Regions from separate parts of the Homo sapiens genome. Here region 1 is linked to region 2. Evidence: chromatin loops called from intact Hi-C (ENCODE). Cell type or tissue: breast epithelium. All regions are shown on one strand.

Region 1 (8,000 bases), 280 kb after region 2:
AGTGCCCTGTCCAAAGCCACAAGCAATTCTTTTACTAAGGAGTCATTTAGTTTCATAAAACTGGATGTGAACTCAATGATGAATAGGTGCTTTTTCTTACATTTGACTTTTTTCCTTTACTTGCCTTAACTTCAATGTTCCAACTCTAATTGATCATATTCTCTGTATTACTTTCACAGATGTGTATTAATAGAGGGCACAAAATGAAAGGTTTCTAAATACCTGCACTAGTGCATGGTTACTATCATCATATAGTCATAACACACAACATTCCAAACAGTGACTAGTCTCTTGACCCACAAGCAAATTCAAAGTGGTTATATCCACTGCTCACCTTGGGTAGCTTACTCCTCCGGAGGAACATTTTTAGAGCATCTCGGCCTGAGCTGTGTGGAAGCAATTCTTTGATTTCAATAGTATCATCACACAAGAAGTAATGCAGGATGAGTTCTCTACGGTCTCCAAACATTGAGACTGAGTCATCCCACAGGCAGAAGAAACACAAAATCTTGCCATGATACTGGAGGAACTGTTTCAGGGTGTCGAGGGATTCGTAGGGACGTAAGGGCTCTACGTGTTCTACAACCTGCAAATGGAGAAAATGTCAATAATAGTTGCAGGGTTTGCATAATCACTTCTAAGATATACACAATCAAGTGACAAATATATAAAGATATATTTTTGGTCAGGCATGGTGGCTGATGCCTGTAATCCCAGCATTTTGGGAGGCCAAGGCGGGAAGACTGCTTGAGTTCAGGAGTTCAAGACCAGCCTGGGCAACATGGCAAAAACACAACTCTTAAAAAAAAAAAAAAATTAGGCAGATGTGGTGTCACACGCCTGTAGTCCCAGCTACTTGGGAGGCTGAGATGGGAGAATTGCTTGACCCCAGGAGGTCAAGGCTGCAGTGAGCCATGTTCACACCACTGCGCTACAGCCTGGTCAACAGAGTGAGACTCCATTTCGAAAAAAAAAAAAAAAAAGAAAAGAAAACAAAAAAGATATATTTTTCTACAGATTATTCTGTGATTTTGTTTTTAATTTCAACTATGACATAGATACATACACATCTATAACCAGTTTTAACCTTAAGAACTGGCCGGGCGCGGTGGCTCACGCCTGTAATCCCAGCACTTTGGGAGGCTGAGGCAGGTGGATCACGAGGTCAGGAGATCGAGACCATCCTGACTAACACGGTGAAACCCCGTCTCTACTAAAAATACAAAAAAATTAGCCGGGCGTGGTGGCAGGCACCTGTAGTCCCAGCTACTCGGGAGGCTGAGGCAGGAGAATGGTGTGAACCCAGTAGGTGGAGCTTGCAGTGAGCAGAGATCGCGCCACTGCACTCCAGCCCGGGCGACAGAGTGAGACTCCATCTCAAAAAAAAAAAAAAAAAAAAAAAAAAAGAATAGAGACAAACAAGTTTGAGGAAGTTTTTCATATTAAACATTAATACACTAAACTATACTTCTGGCCAGGCGGGGTGGCTCACACCTGTAATCTCAGCACCTTGGGAGGCCACAGTGGGTCGATCACTTGAGGCCAGGAGTTTGAGACCAGCCTGGCTGTCTCTACTAAAAATGCAAAAAAGTTTAGCCAGGTCCGGTGGCAGGTGCCAGTAATCCCAGCTACTCAGGAGGCTGAGGCAGGAGGATCCCTTGAACCTGGGAGGCAGAGGTTGCAGTGAGCCGAGATTGTGTCACTGCACTCCAGCCTGGGTGACAGAGCAATACTCTGTAAAAAAAAAAAAAAAAAAAAAAAAAAAAAAAAAAAAAAAAAAAAAAAAAGATTAAAAAAAGAAAAAACTATACTTCTTTAATATTTTTTAAAACTGACTTTTCAAAAAGATTTAAAATTCTTATTTAAGAACAGACAAAACTAATCTACGGTGACAGAAATCAGAACAGTAATTGCCTCTGGGTAGGGAATTTGACCAGAAATGGGGAGAAAGGAACTTTCTGAGGTGGTAAAAATATTCTACATCTCGATTTTTGTGTTGGTTACTCAATTGCACACATTTTACAAAACTTGTTGACCTATATACTTAAGATTTATATGTTTGACTCCGTATTAATTATATCTCAACCAAATACATAATTTGTCTTTTCACTGGGAAATTCATATGTGTTCATAATTCTTACTCATTCAAAGATTTTTGTGAAGGTAAAAGGGAAGAAATATATTCACTGTTTTATTTCAGCTCAAAAAGCTTTAGGTATCAAGGATAAGAATGCCCCGGAGAAACAGGAGCACAGCAAATGGAGAAGGTCTTAAGGTCTGCAGAGCCTCTGCCTCGGCTGTCCTCTGTCCCAGGAACCACTAGTTAGTTCCATAGTCTTCTTGATGCAACTCTTCCCTCTATTTGCACTTTCGCAGCCCTGTCGTGGAGTTAAACTGCCCCCATTTCATCTGATGTAACCAAATAGGACTGTTATATAAGGAAGTGCACACTGACAAGGGAGATGTTATCCCAAATCAGGTTATACAATCTTTTTGTAAATTTTTGAAATTTCTATCTGTCGAGGGCAGTCTAGGTGCAGTCTTAACCCAAGACAGTGGGGAGACATGATGGCTTTCCAAAGACTCTTCAGTCTTATCTCTGATATTTAAATGAAATTATGGGACCACTATTTCAATTGATTGAAAAATGTTTCTTTGGCATTATGAGGCCTCTAAGAAAAGCATTATTGATAATATATGGGATTCTTTTCAGTCTAAGTTAAATTGTTTAATTTTAACTTTACAGTTCAAGACAGCAAACACTGCAGAAGTAAATGTATGAAAGTCAATATAGAAGCCTCTTATTAAACTCCTAATTTCCCAAAGATTACTATATTTATTGAAGAATTTTCTCCCTGAGGGAATAAATGCTAAAATGATGTTCCTACTCTGAAAGGAAATTATTTAAAACATTTCTTAGCTGTTCTTGGTATTTATTCTCAATTCCTGGCACAAAAGATCTTTTTCTGGGGGTGGCTGGCAAGATGGCCGAATAGGAACAGCTCTGGTCTGCAGCTCCCAGCGAGATCAATGCAAAAGGAGGGTGATTTCTGCATTTCCAACTGAGGTATCCGGCTCATCTCATTGGGACTGCTTAGACAGTAGGTGCAGCCCACGGAGGGCGAGCTGAAGCAGGGTGGGGCATCGCCTCACCCGGGAAGCACAAGGGGTCAGGGAACTCCCTCCCCTAGCCAAGGGAAGCCGTGAGGGACCGTGCTGTGAGGAACAGTGTACTCTGGCCCAGATACTATGCTTTTCCCATGGTCTTTGCAACCCTCAGACCAGGAGATTCCCTCAAGTGCCTACACCACCAGGGCCCTAGGTTTCAAGCACAAAACTGGGCAGCTGTTTGGGCAGACACCAAGCTAGCTGCAGTTTTTTTTTTTTTTCATACCCCAGTGGCGCCTGGAACACCAGTGAGACAGAACTGCTCACTCCCCTGGAAAGGAGGTGGAAGCCAGGGAGCCAAGTGGTCTAGCTCAGTGGATCCCCCCAGCAAGCTAAGACCGATGGCTTGAAATTCTCGCTGCCAGCACAGCAGTCTGAAGTCGATCTGGGACGCTGGAGCTTGGTGGGGGGAGGGGCGTCCCCCATTACTGAGGCTTGTGTAGGCGGTTTTCCCCTCACAGTGTAAACAAAGCTGCCAGGAAGTTGTAACTGGGCGGAGTCCACCACAGCTCAGCAATGATTTTGTAGCCAGACTACCTCTCTAGATTCCTCCTCTCTGGGTAAGGCATCTATGAAAGAAAGGCAGCAGCCCCAGTCACAGGCTTATAGATAAAACTCCCATCTTCCTGGGACACAGAACATGGGGGAAGGGGTGGCTGTGGGCACAGCTTCAGCAGACTTAAACGTTCCTCCTGCCAGCTCTAAAGAGAGCAGCAGACCTCCCAGCACAGTGCTCGAGCTCTGCTAAAGGACAGATTGCCTCCTCAAGTGTGTCCCTGACCCCTGTGCCTCCTGCTAGGAGACACCTCCCAGCAGGGGTTGACACCTCTTAAAGGAGACCTCCGACTGGCATCTGGAGGGTGCCCCTCTGGGACGAAGCTTCCAGAGGAAGGAACAGGTAGCAATCTTTGCTGTTCTGCAGCCTCCACTGGTGATACCAAGGCAAACAAGGTCTGGATTGGACTTCCAGGAAACTCCAGCAGACCTGCAGCAGAGAAGCCTGACTATTAGAAGGAAAACTAACAAACAGAAAGGAATAGCATCAACATCAACAAAAAGGATGTCCAAATGAAAACTCCATCCGAAGGTCAACAACATCAAAGACCAAAGGTAGATAAATCCACAAAGATGAAGAAAAACCAGCACAAAAAGGCTGAAAATTCCAAAAAACCAGAACACCTCTTCTCCTCCGAAGGATCACAACTCCTCGCCAGCAAGAGAACAAAACTGGACGGAGAATGAGTTTGATGAATTGACAGAAGTAGGCTTCAGAAGGTGGGTAATAACTAACTCCTCTGAGCTAAAGGAGCATGTTTTAACCCAATGCAAGGAAGCTAAGAACCTTGAAAAAAGGTTAGAGGAATTGCTAACTAGAATAACCAGTTTAGAGAAGAACATAAATGACCTGATGGAGCTGAAAAACACAGCACGAGAGCTTTGTGAAGCATACACAAGTATCAATAGCTGAATCGATTAAGCAGAAGAAAGGATATCAGAGATGGAAGATCAACTTAATGAAATAAAGCGTGAAGACAAGATTAGAGAAGAAAGAATGAAAAGGAACAAACAAAGCCTCCAAGAAATACGGGACTATGTGAAAAGACCAAACGTACGTTTGATTGGTGTACCTGAAAGTGATAGGGAGAATGGAACCAAGTTGGAAAACACACTTCAGCATATTATCCAGGAGAACTTCCCCAACCTAGCAAGACAGGCCAACATTCAAATTTAGGAAATACAGAGGAAACCACAAAGATACTTCTCAAGAAGAGCAACCCCAAGACACATAATTGTCAGATTCACCAAGGTTGAAATGAAGGAAAAAGTGTCAAGGGCAGCCAGAGAGAAAGGTCGGGTTACCCACAAAGGGAAGCCCATCAGACTAACAGGAGACCTCTCTGCAGAAACCCTACAAGCCACAAGAGAGTGGGGGCCAATATTCAACATCCTTAAAGAAAAGAATTTTCAACCCAGAATTTCATATCCAGCCAAACTAAGCTTCACAAGCAAGGGGGAAATAAAATCCTTTACAGATAAGCAAATGCTGAAAGATTTTGTCATCACCAGGCCTGCCTTACAAGAGCTCCTGAAGGAAGCACTAAATGTGGAAAGGAAAAATCAGTACCAGCTGCTGCAAAAACATACCAAATTATAAAGACCATTGATGCTATGAAGAAACTGCATCAATTAATGGGCAAAATAATCAGCTAGCATCATAATGACAGGATCAAATTCACACATAACAATATTAACCTTAAATGTAAACAGGCTAAATGTCCCAATTAAAAGACACAGACTGGCAAATTGGATAAAGGGTCAAGACACATCAGTGTGCTGTATTCAGGAGACCCATCTCACATGCAAAGACACACATAAGCTCAAAATAAAGGGAGGGAGGAATATTTACCAAAAAAATGGAAAGCAAAAAAAAGCAGGGGTTTCTATCCTAGTCTCTGATAAAACAGACTTTAAACCAACAAAGATCAAAAAAGACAAAGAAGGGCATTTCATAATGGTAAAGAGATCAATGCAACAAGAAGAGCCAACTATACTAAATATATATGCACCCAATACAGGAGCACCCAGATTCATAAAGCAAGTCCTTAGAGACCTACAGAGAGATTTAGACTCCCACACAATAATAATGAAAGACTTTAACACCCCACTGTCAATATTAGACAGATCAACGAGACAGAAAATTAACAAGGATATTCAGGACTTGAACTCAGCTCTGGACCAAGTGGACCTAATAGACATCTACAGAACTCTCCACCCCAAATCAACAGAGTATACATTCTTCTCAGCACCACATCACATTTATTCTAAAGTTGACCACATAATGGGAAGTAAAACACTCCTCAGCAAATGCAAAAGAACGGAAATCATAACAAACAGTCTCTCAGACCACAGAGCAATCAACTTAGAACTCAGGATTAAGAAACTCACTCAAAACCGCACAATTGCATGCAAACTGAACAACCTGCTCCTGAATGACTACTGGGTAAATAACAAAATTAAGGCAGAAATAAATAAGTTCTTTGAAACAAATGACAACAAAGACACAACATACCAGAATCTCTGGGACACAACTAAAGCAGTGTTTAGAGGCAAATTTATATATTTAGTGCTTATAAGCACTAAATGCCCACAGGAGAAAGTGAGAAAGATCTAAAATCAACACACTAACATCACAATTAAAAGAACTAGAGAAGCAAGAGCAAATAAATTCAAAAGCTAGCAGAAGGCAAAAAATAACTAAGATCAGAGTGGAACTGAAGGAGATAGAGACACAAAAAACCCTTCAAAAAATCAAAGAATCCAGGAGGTGGTTTTTTGAAAAGATCAACAAAATAGATAGACTGCTAGCCAGACTAATAAAGAAAAAAAGTGAGAAGAATCAAATGGACACAATAAAAAACGATAAACAGGATATCACCACTGATCCCACAGAAATACAAACTACCATCAGAGAATATTATAAACACCTCTATGCAGAAAATCTAGAAGAAATAGATAAATTCCTGGACACATACACCCTCCCAAGACTAACCCAGGAAGAAGTCAAATCCCTGAATAGACCAACCAATAACAAGTTCTGAAATTGAGGCAGTAATTAATAGCCTACCAACCAAAAACAGCCCAGGACCAGATGGATTCACAGCCAAATTCTACCAGAGGTACAAAGAGGAGCTGGTACCATTCCTTCTGAAACTATTCCAAACAATAGAAAAAGAGGCACTCCTCCCTAACTCATTTTATGAGGCCAGCATCATCCTGATACCAAAACCTGGCAGAGACACAACAACAACAACAACACAAAAAGGAAATTTCAGGCCAATATCCCTGATGAAGATTGATGCGAAAATCCTCAATAAAATACTGGCAAACCAAATCCAGCAGCACATGAAAAAGCTTATCCACCAAGATCAAGTCAGCTTCCTCCCTGGGATGCAAGGCTGGTTCAACATATGCAAATCAATAAATGTAACCCATCATATAAACAGAACCAATGACAAAAACCACATGATTATCTCAATAGATGCAGAAAAGGCCTTCAATAAAATTCAACACCCCTTCATGCTAAAAACTCTCCATAAACTAGGTATTGATGGAACGTATCTCAAAATAATAAGAGCTATTTATGACAAACCCACAGCCAATATCATACTGAATGGGCAAAAGCTGGAAGCATTCCCTTTGAAAACTGGCACAAGACAAGGATGCCCTCTCTCACCACTCCTATTCAACATAGTATTGGAAGTTCTGGCCAGGGCAAGAGAAAGAAATAAAGGGTATCCAAATAGGAAGAGAGGAAGTCAAATTGTCTCTGTTTGCAGATGACATGATTGTATATTTAGAAAACCCCATCATCTCAGCCCAAAATCTCCTTAAGCTGATAAGCAACTTCAGCAAAGTCTCAGGGTACAAAATCGATGTGCAAAAATCACAAGCATTCCTGTACACCAATAATAGACAGACAGCCAAATCATGAGTGAACTCCCATTCACAATTGCTACAAAGAGAATAAAATACCTAGGAATACAACTTATAAGGGATGTGAAGGATCTCTTCAAGAACTACAAACCACTGCTCAAGGAAATAAGGGAGGACACAAACAAATGGAAAAACATTCCATGCCCATAGATAGAAGAATCAATATCATAAAAATGGCCATACTGCCCAAGGTAATTTATAGATTCAATGCCATCTCCATCAAGCTACCACTGACTTTCTTCACAGAATTAGAAAAAAACTACTTTACATTTTATATAGAACCAAAAAAGAGCTCGTATAGCCAAGACAATCCTAAGCAAAAAGAATAAAGCTGGAGG
Region 2 (8,000 bases):
AATAATAATAATAATTTGAAGTAGTGAGGATATTTAACCAGTTACTATTTCTCTTAAAACTGTCTTAAAATTTGTGGGGTTTCTGTCCAGTACCCACCAAAGCATAAACGGGGAGAGAAGAAAGGCTAATATTAATAAATCATGCTAGGATTAGACTTCTTGCATTTGATAATGACAATATAGGCTGAGTTCCACCCTCTTGCACCTTTCTTTTGAAAGACGCTTATTTCTTAACTGAGCTTGAGCCACAGATCCTCGTGCCCTAATGGGACAATCTCTGATACTCTGGTTCAGGATAGAAGAGAAAGATTGATTAGAAAAGTTGTCTTCTCTGCAAGTAGAATCAGTAGTCTTGGGGTCAAGAGCGAGGCCCTGTGCTTGGTAAAGTATCTACTACAGAGCTTCTCTGCTAGGGGAGGTACATTCCAGAAGCCCTGGGCTGAGACTTACGTCTAAAAGAGTTGACCACTTGGTATGGCACTTGGATCCTGTGCTGAGTATCTGTGGGCTTCTATGGCCCACAGATAATCAGAAAAGAGTCATTCTGAAGAATGGAAAGACTCATTCTGAGTTTTTAACAGTTGACATAACTAATTGACTTTTAGAATACAAATCTTGCATAAATTGGAAATGACCAAGTCAGGTTACCCAAGTGTCAGGAGGTACTTTTCTGTTGAAGTCTTTTCCTCTAGGGATTTGATTATTTCTGTAAATCCAGCTACCCAAATAAAAGCTGTGACTGAGATGGGGATGAGCTGTCAGAAAATGCTTAGGGGTGGCCTTTCTATAGTGCCACAAATCAACAGTAGCCCTAAACACAGAGTCCTCTTCTATCCTTTCTTCAATGGGGAATTAAAGTAGGGAGAGAGCAGGTCATGGGAGAAGTAACAAAAGAGGAGGAGGAGGAGGAAGGATTCATTTTGAAGTTCAAAATCTGCCACTGCCCTTTCAATTTTTTCAAATAGCACAATTTCAGTCAGGGAAGGATCCCTTCATTTCACCCACTCCCTCCCAGGAAGGGGATTTTTTATGAGGAATGAGACACACTCTACTGCTCACCTTACATAAGACCCTTTAGAAGGAAAATAGGAGAGTTCCGAGACACCCAACTCAGAGGACTCAGTCTTGCCAAAATGCATGAATGTACATTCTCCCTGTGGAAAAGAAAAGGTGCCAGGTGTTCTGGGGATACCTGTGCTGAAACAACTAAACACTTGTTCTGCTGCTGTACTGCTGGCTGTGGTATGGCCTCAGGAGGAGAGGTGACCAATGTTAGCTCAGGGTACAGGCTCTCTTTTACCCTAGAGCCAAATGAGCATGTTGGCCTTTCTTCAAAGAGTGCAGCAAAGTGTTTCCAAAGCTGCGTTTGAACCTCCTCACCCGCAACAACACTTTGGAATGGTGGGTAGTGATCTCACCTAACAGCTGTAGAGCCCTTAGTTAGGAATGGGGCATAAACAATAGGAGCAACTCAGTCTTTCCATTCCCCATTCAATTTGCCTTTTCTGCCCAATGGTGGGATTTGAATACTGAATTCAATCCCGTTGCAATCCGGAATGCTCCTAGACTCAGACATATGTCAAAGGGGCAAGGTTCTCATAAAAATCACATAAAAATACGTGTCCCTATATTGCTGATAACCCTGAACTTGTTGGGGTGGTGGTTTTCTGCTTGTCTTGATTTGCTTAAACCATGCATGCTGCAGCTATGTCTATGTCTTTTGACTGCCAGCTTCCCTGTAACAATACTATTCTGCTGCCTTTGGATTCCACATCTCAAAAGAAAAATTTAAATTCTGAAAAGGAGTAATTTTTCATAATTTGGTGGGGGGCAGTGAAATCACAGCAATGCAATGAGCCCTAAAATATCCTCTCAAGTTTTAAAGAAAAATTGGACTTTGATTAAGGATTGGATTTCTTTGATTCTTTACATCCTTTATAGTTTGTGGATACAAATTATATTTGTACCCACATAATTAGGTACAAATGTGTGTACCTCCATTTTACTTCGAGTTGAAGATAGGGGATGTTTTTTCACTTGAGGAGTTGACCTCCTTTTCAGGTAAAGACAGCAACTTCAAACACCTTCCTGGGAGGGAGAGTGGGTGAAATAAAGGGATCCTTCCCTTTCTGAAATTGTGATATTTGAAAATATTGAAAGGGCAGCAGCAGATTTTGAACATCAAAAATAATCCTTCTTACTTCTCTTTTGTTACTTCTCCCCTGACCTGCTCTCTCCCTATTTTTATTCCCTACTGATGAAAGGATGGAAGAGGACTCCACGTTTAGGGCTGTTGTTGGTTTGTGGCACTGTAGAAAGGCCACCCTTGAGCATTTTCTGACAGCTTATCAACTTTCTTGAATGTCTTAGCCTGTTGCCCTTTCATTTTTAAAGGATACTGCAATTGGTTGGATCATGGCTTAAAAGAAAAAGTTGGGATTGATCCAGGCCTTGGAAGAGAGCAAATTGTCTGAAAAATTCTTAGCTTTTGTGGAAAAAAAAAAGAAAAAAGAAAAGACAAAAATGTTATCTGTTGCAAATCTTATACCCAGTTTAAAGCTACTAGTCAATGTTTATGTCCAGATTTTGCCATGAGGGTGAAATGGACCCCAACTGGATGAATTCCTGATTATGAGCACTGGGGATATGTCGCCAACGGAAGTTACCCATTCTTTGAATTTTCTGAGTCAGCACTCTTCCTAACAAGAAAGTAGTTGCTTCAGATTGCAAACCCCATCCAGGGTTTCACGTTCTTACTGTTGAAAATGGGTCTGGGGGTAAGACTCTAGTGACATATCCTTGACCATCAGGCTCTGAGAACCTCTGATGAAGGGGACAGTGCACATGAATGGTGACAAGCAAATGACTGCCAGAGACACAAGAAAAAAGCTTTGCAGATGCAAGGGAAGCTGGCATCAGAAATAATGCCATCGGCACAATCTTCCTCAACAACTCAACTGTGTGGGTGTGTGAATTTGCAGCATGCAACCTGCACAGCCAAGAGAGTACTGATTCCAGTTCCAGCCTCCCCTGCCCTGCTGCACACACATAGGGGTTTCGGAAGGATTTCCCACCCTTTGTTTTCTCCTGAAATTAAACACAGAAGTTCATGATTGCTGACCTGATGGGCGAGGAGTGGATACTACCAGCTGGAACATTGCCACTGGCAGGGGCAGACAAGAAAACAGGAATGCTCTTAATGTCCTCCCAAAGAAAACCTTTGATGGACAAAAGAGTGGTTGTATTTTTACCCTCTCCCTTCATGCTGCCAGGCGTCTTTAAATAGATCCTCTAGCCTAGGGACTTGTATGGAATAATTCATATTAAAACCCAAGAAGTGGTAGTGGAGGGGAATTGGTTCTTTCTTCTCTTTCTTTCCCTTTCTTCCTTTCTTTTTTTCTTCTTGTCAGGCTAACAGGGAAAGACTCATTTTAATTCAGCTGCTTTAAATTTTTCCTTTTGGGTCCTTTAATGAATTTTAGCTAATTTGAAAAAGACGACCAAAGCCCCCAGAAAAAGAAAAGGAATAGGAAGCCGCCTGGTGGCTTGCTGTTTAATACCTTTTGGTCCCAGGGACATTAGCAGCATCTTTTAAGGATGTCACAGGGAGGTTTACATTGAGGCTCTTAAATGGGAATCTCTAATTGAGAGGTCCACTTCCTTCCATTTGCAACTCATCAACGAAACTGTTGTTCTGCTCTTAAGAGACAGAAAGAAAGAAAGAAAAAATCCCGCCCCATCTCCAAAGCCCCATGCATTTTTTAGTTCGGATCAACCCAGAATATATTTCTCCCCTCTTTCTTTCACTAAATGGGTTTCATAAAGACATTCGGGTCTGTGCTGGCCAAATTAGAAGTCCTGTCTCTCTTTCTTTCTGTTTGGGGAGGGAGGGATGTGGGAAGGACAGACCGGGAAAGGGGGCAGGGAAGGGGCCAAGGATCCAGAGGGCTTTGTTTCAAGCCGCTTGTCTCTCCCCCGAAACAGAGAATAACCACATTTCTCTTAATGTAGGCCGAAGTGCATCCAGGCATTCCCATAGCGCTCCCACCCCAAGGCCTTTGCCGGAGATGTTCGGGTCACTGTGATGGTATGCTCGTTCCTGCCAACCCGGTCACTCCAGCCCCGCTCTCGGCAGCCCAAAGGGCAGCTAAGCCATGTGGCTGCTCCTCTCTGTGAGTGGATTCAGGCTCGGGACTACAAAAAGCCCCCCAGTCCTATCAGCCCGGCAGAGCTGGTGCCAAGAATGACATCCTGGGAATACTATGGAGATGGGGAGATCCCATGGGCTGTTCTCCCCGGATGGAACAGGACCCAAGCTGTCTGGAAAACAGGCAGAGCAAAGAGCCAGCTGACAAAGGAAGGAGCTCAGGCGAAGGGAAAAGGGGGCGGGCTGGGAGCAGTGGTGAGCAAAAGAAAAGAAAAGCCACATGCCACCCAGGAAGATTCCAGGACTGGCGGGAGGAGGTGGAGGAGGAAGGACTTGCAGGAAACAAGTACCCAGACATGGCACTGCCAGTCTAGCTGGATTCTTTTCTGAATTAGATTATGCGAAAGAAAGAAGGGAAATATATAGCCAGCCAGCTGTTCAAAGGCTTACAACCTTGCTTTTATTGTCCGGGTAAGTTGGTGAGGTGGGGCATCAGAGGAATTCCAAACATACCATCCCAGAGAAATTTTAATATGTTCCACAGTGTCATACACAAAGAGGAAATGACAGCTGATCACAGCCAGGGCAGGCCACAGCAACCCAGGCCCTGGAGCTCACCCACCCTGTCTCACAGCCCTGCTTCCCCGCTCTGCCTTAGCACTTCACAGTCTGTCCACCTGCCTTCCCATCCCCTCTGCTCCCACTGGCTGCTGGCCTAGTGCAGAGGGCCTGGGCAAAGAAGCAGTCACTGGCCGTCATGGGAAGAGGTGAGGATGGGCTCGAAGGCCGCTGGCCAAGAAGCTGAGGGCTGGCTAGGGTGAGTCAGGCACCCCAGGGAGTCAGAGGCATTTTAATCCAACCACGGGGGATTATCTGCTGATAAGGACCAAGTCAAGGACCCTGGTGATGCTGTTTTCAGGGTTTTTTTTTTCCCCCAGTAACCTAAACACGTGATAAAACACCATACTGGGTTATTTGAAAGCAACACTGTGTGGCTATGATGGAGACCTGGGTTTGGGGAAGAGTTTCCAACAGCTTCTTCCCAGGGGCCTCTTGAATTTAGGCCAGGCCCAGAGGTCATTTGTTTTGATACTGGGGGTGGGACAAGTAAGTGGTGAGGGATAGTGACTGCATCTTCCTCCATATGCATGTTTCTAATTCGATGATTCATCAAGTGGCCCTGATGTTAGCTACTGAGTAGGCGACTCACACCCATCCCCAATAGAGACAGCATATGGTCCTTTCCACAGGGTGCTCAGGAGAGCAGAGAAAGGATAAACTACTGTCTTTTTCCGGGATTCTTCTACCCAGGCTGGAAAGATCTAGCCGTGTTAGCTGTGCAAATGACGTGTACCCAGGATCTGGTGAAAAAGGCCAAAGGGGAATCCCTTAATCATAAATGGAAAGAAAACCCACTGATGAGTGAGAATCATTTCAAGTAAATCTAGAAACCAGTAGCTGTTTTAAATAATTCTTTATAACAGGAAAGTTATTGCCCACTTTACCCATTGGCAATGCCCATTTCAGTTCCAAAATCTAACTAGAGATGGCATATGGACTGAGAATTAGAGTATGGGACAATGTCTCATTCACCTTTGCATCCATCGGGACTAGCATAGCACTGGGCATCTAGAAAATGCTTAATAAATATTTATTTAAAAATTGATGAAATAAATAATTAACCAGAGAATAATAGTACTTGAATTGTGAGTTCTTAAAATAAAGATTGCTGGCCACCATTGGTGGCTATAATTCCAAGAAACTCACCACATTTTTCAAGGGCCCAGGAAAATAAATGAGTTGGAAATTGTTAAATGTATTGAAAAATGATTTATTTTTCCCTTGACAGTGTCATTGGAACTCGAATTAAGATTGAAAACTCCACAGGCACATTTCCATCTGTGGGTGTCAGCTGCTTGGTACACAGTCGTAAGAAGGCCTCAGCCAGTTCTCCCGTTACCTGAACCAAATGTATTTTAAAATAAATGATGCAAAACATTGCATTTTGTGTTCAAATACTCTCATGTAATGATCTGAATAATAGTCTAAGAAAATTGTTTTGATTCAGCTAAATGCTTTGCTAACCGCAGTTTTTTTAAAAAAAAATTACAATAAAATTTTACAGCAATGGAATCCATAGTGTCTTTTATGGCTTTCTTGACTAATGAATACCCCAAAGTTGTAAATTAACCTATTCAAATATCAGATTTTCATTCAGCGATGCTTATTGGGCTGGTTATCAGAGAAAATCAGAAAAGTTTTGCATAAACTGTGTACCAATTTGCAATGAAAACTGGCAAACAGGACCATAAAGTTTCCTTGAATTAGTAAGACTGATGAGAAGAAAATGAGCAGATATTTGCATCTGGTTTAAACGCTCAGTTGAGAAGCATTGTGCCGTCCCCGCTGTATTTGGTTGACACCCACAGCAACTCCCCATTTCAGTCATCTCTCTGTTTTCAAATGCACCTGGTATTTAATCTTATGTGTTGGGGTAATTTGCCAATGCCAGCTCCTTGTAATTAAAATACACTAATATTAGAAATGAAAAGAGACATGTTTCACAGCAGCCATATCTGTTATTAATGAGTTACAAAGAACTGTACAAGGGACTCCCATCTTGCCAAATAGCTTCCTTTCCCGCACCTGAATCTCAGTAAAGATGGGAGTCTGCCTCTCATGGAGGCTTATCTGGGTTTGTCTATTACAATGAGCCTCAGTTACTGGGCGTTCTGAGTCATTAACATTCTGTACACAATCAAACTTCCCGTCCCCCAAGAAAGAGTTATGCCCAGGCCTCCTACAGCTCAATTGTTCATTTAAAGAGAGAACTTGTATTCCAAAGTTTGAAAGAAACCTCGGAATATCCCGCAGGTAGGAGTCATTCCTACAGGTCCTGGTCTCTGTGCTGGTGGGAGCATCCTTTCCCGGTCACTCCTTGAACATCATGCTGCAGGGACGAGCTGATGACTAAAAATAACCCCCTGCAATAAGTCCAAGGCAAACAGCATGCATTTCCTCGGACTTTTTGCCCAATCAAAATCATACAGTAAATCCATCCTCATCTCCTCCCGGTGCTCCCCAATGCATCTATGGAAGCGAAGACCTGCACGCTGAAAGAAGAGTGCAAGGGAGCAGGATTCCTGCAAAGCGTGACACAGAAAGCTAGAAATAAATGTTGCCTATTGTTTGAAGTCATTCTGAGCACTCCGGCAGAGCCCTGGCAGGAGATCAGCAGCATACATAAGTAGTAATAAAAGTAAACAGTGCGCTTTTAAACTCGCAGTCTTGCCTGCGTTAATAGTGCCCCCATTGTAAGTGGGATGAGGGTGCTGGGGAAGATACTGGGCTCCATGAATCCATGTTGGCAAGTTGCTGCTTCGCAGCCCCCTTTCACGGGGTCAACTATAAGAACCATCACAAAGTTACATCTAACTACGCAGAGAGTTTGAAAAGAAAAATCTCTTTAAGTCAAACCAAAAGATATTTTCAAGCTTTTCTAGGAGGCTCCCTGCTCTGTCACAGACTTCAAAGACCCGTTCATTTAAGAAACACAATGCTAGCATGCTACAGATTAATGCAAATTAAAGTAATGCAAATTTAAGTGGTATTTAAAGGTTGTCTCTTTGTCTGAGAGGAGGATGAAATGCTCGGTTTGGAAAGAAGCGATTTCCTAGGCAAGCCGGCAGCGCTTGTTTTCCTGCTTACCTTAGGGGAACGCAGGGCTCCTTTCTTCTCAGACTTTTCTGAGAGCTAGAAAGAGGTCCTGTTACTTCCAAATGCTTTTGTTCTTCTGTCCCTCTGTCACATGGCTTGCCTTTTATATTTGCAACACACAAAAGTTAGGACTGTT

Evidence for each region. Peaks named below come from ENCODE experiments on the same cell type or tissue, not always from the same donor. Only the 100,000 strongest peaks of a DNase experiment are listed, where the experiment ranks them.
Region 1: a loop joins it to region 2, with 12 times the contacts of the local background. A loop is called at or near these places in 13 of 110 quality-filtered maps.

What each region holds. Positions count from the first base shown.
Region 1 is chrX:44,249,860-44,257,859 of GRCh38, forward strand. EFHC2 (EF-hand domain containing 2) reads right to left here. Exons shown (of 15, transcript NM_025184.4): 5 at 335-586. Among named protein-coding and RNA genes, the nearest start is that of EFHC2, 90 kb to the right of the region's middle. RefSeq lists enhancers at 2,753-3,606, 3,607-4,459. In breast epithelium, no CTCF peak of the experiment used is centred here; a DNase peak (open chromatin) is centred at 3,609; H3K4me3 peaks cover 1,249 bases; H3K27ac peaks cover 575 bases; H3K27me3 peaks cover 1,139 bases.
Region 2 is chrX:43,965,449-43,973,448 of GRCh38, forward strand. It overlaps NDP (norrin cystine knot growth factor NDP), which reads right to left and starts at 7,942. Exons shown (of 3, transcript NM_000266.4): 1 at 7,856-7,942. It overlaps NDP-AS1 (NDP antisense RNA 1), which reads left to right. Exons shown (of 6, transcript NR_046631.1): 5 at 4,012-4,172; 6 at 5,997-6,104. In breast epithelium, no CTCF peak of the experiment used is centred here; DNase peaks (open chromatin) are centred at 2,933 and 4,401; H3K4me3 peaks cover 1,262 bases; H3K27ac peaks cover 1,304 bases; H3K27me3 peaks cover 5,768 bases.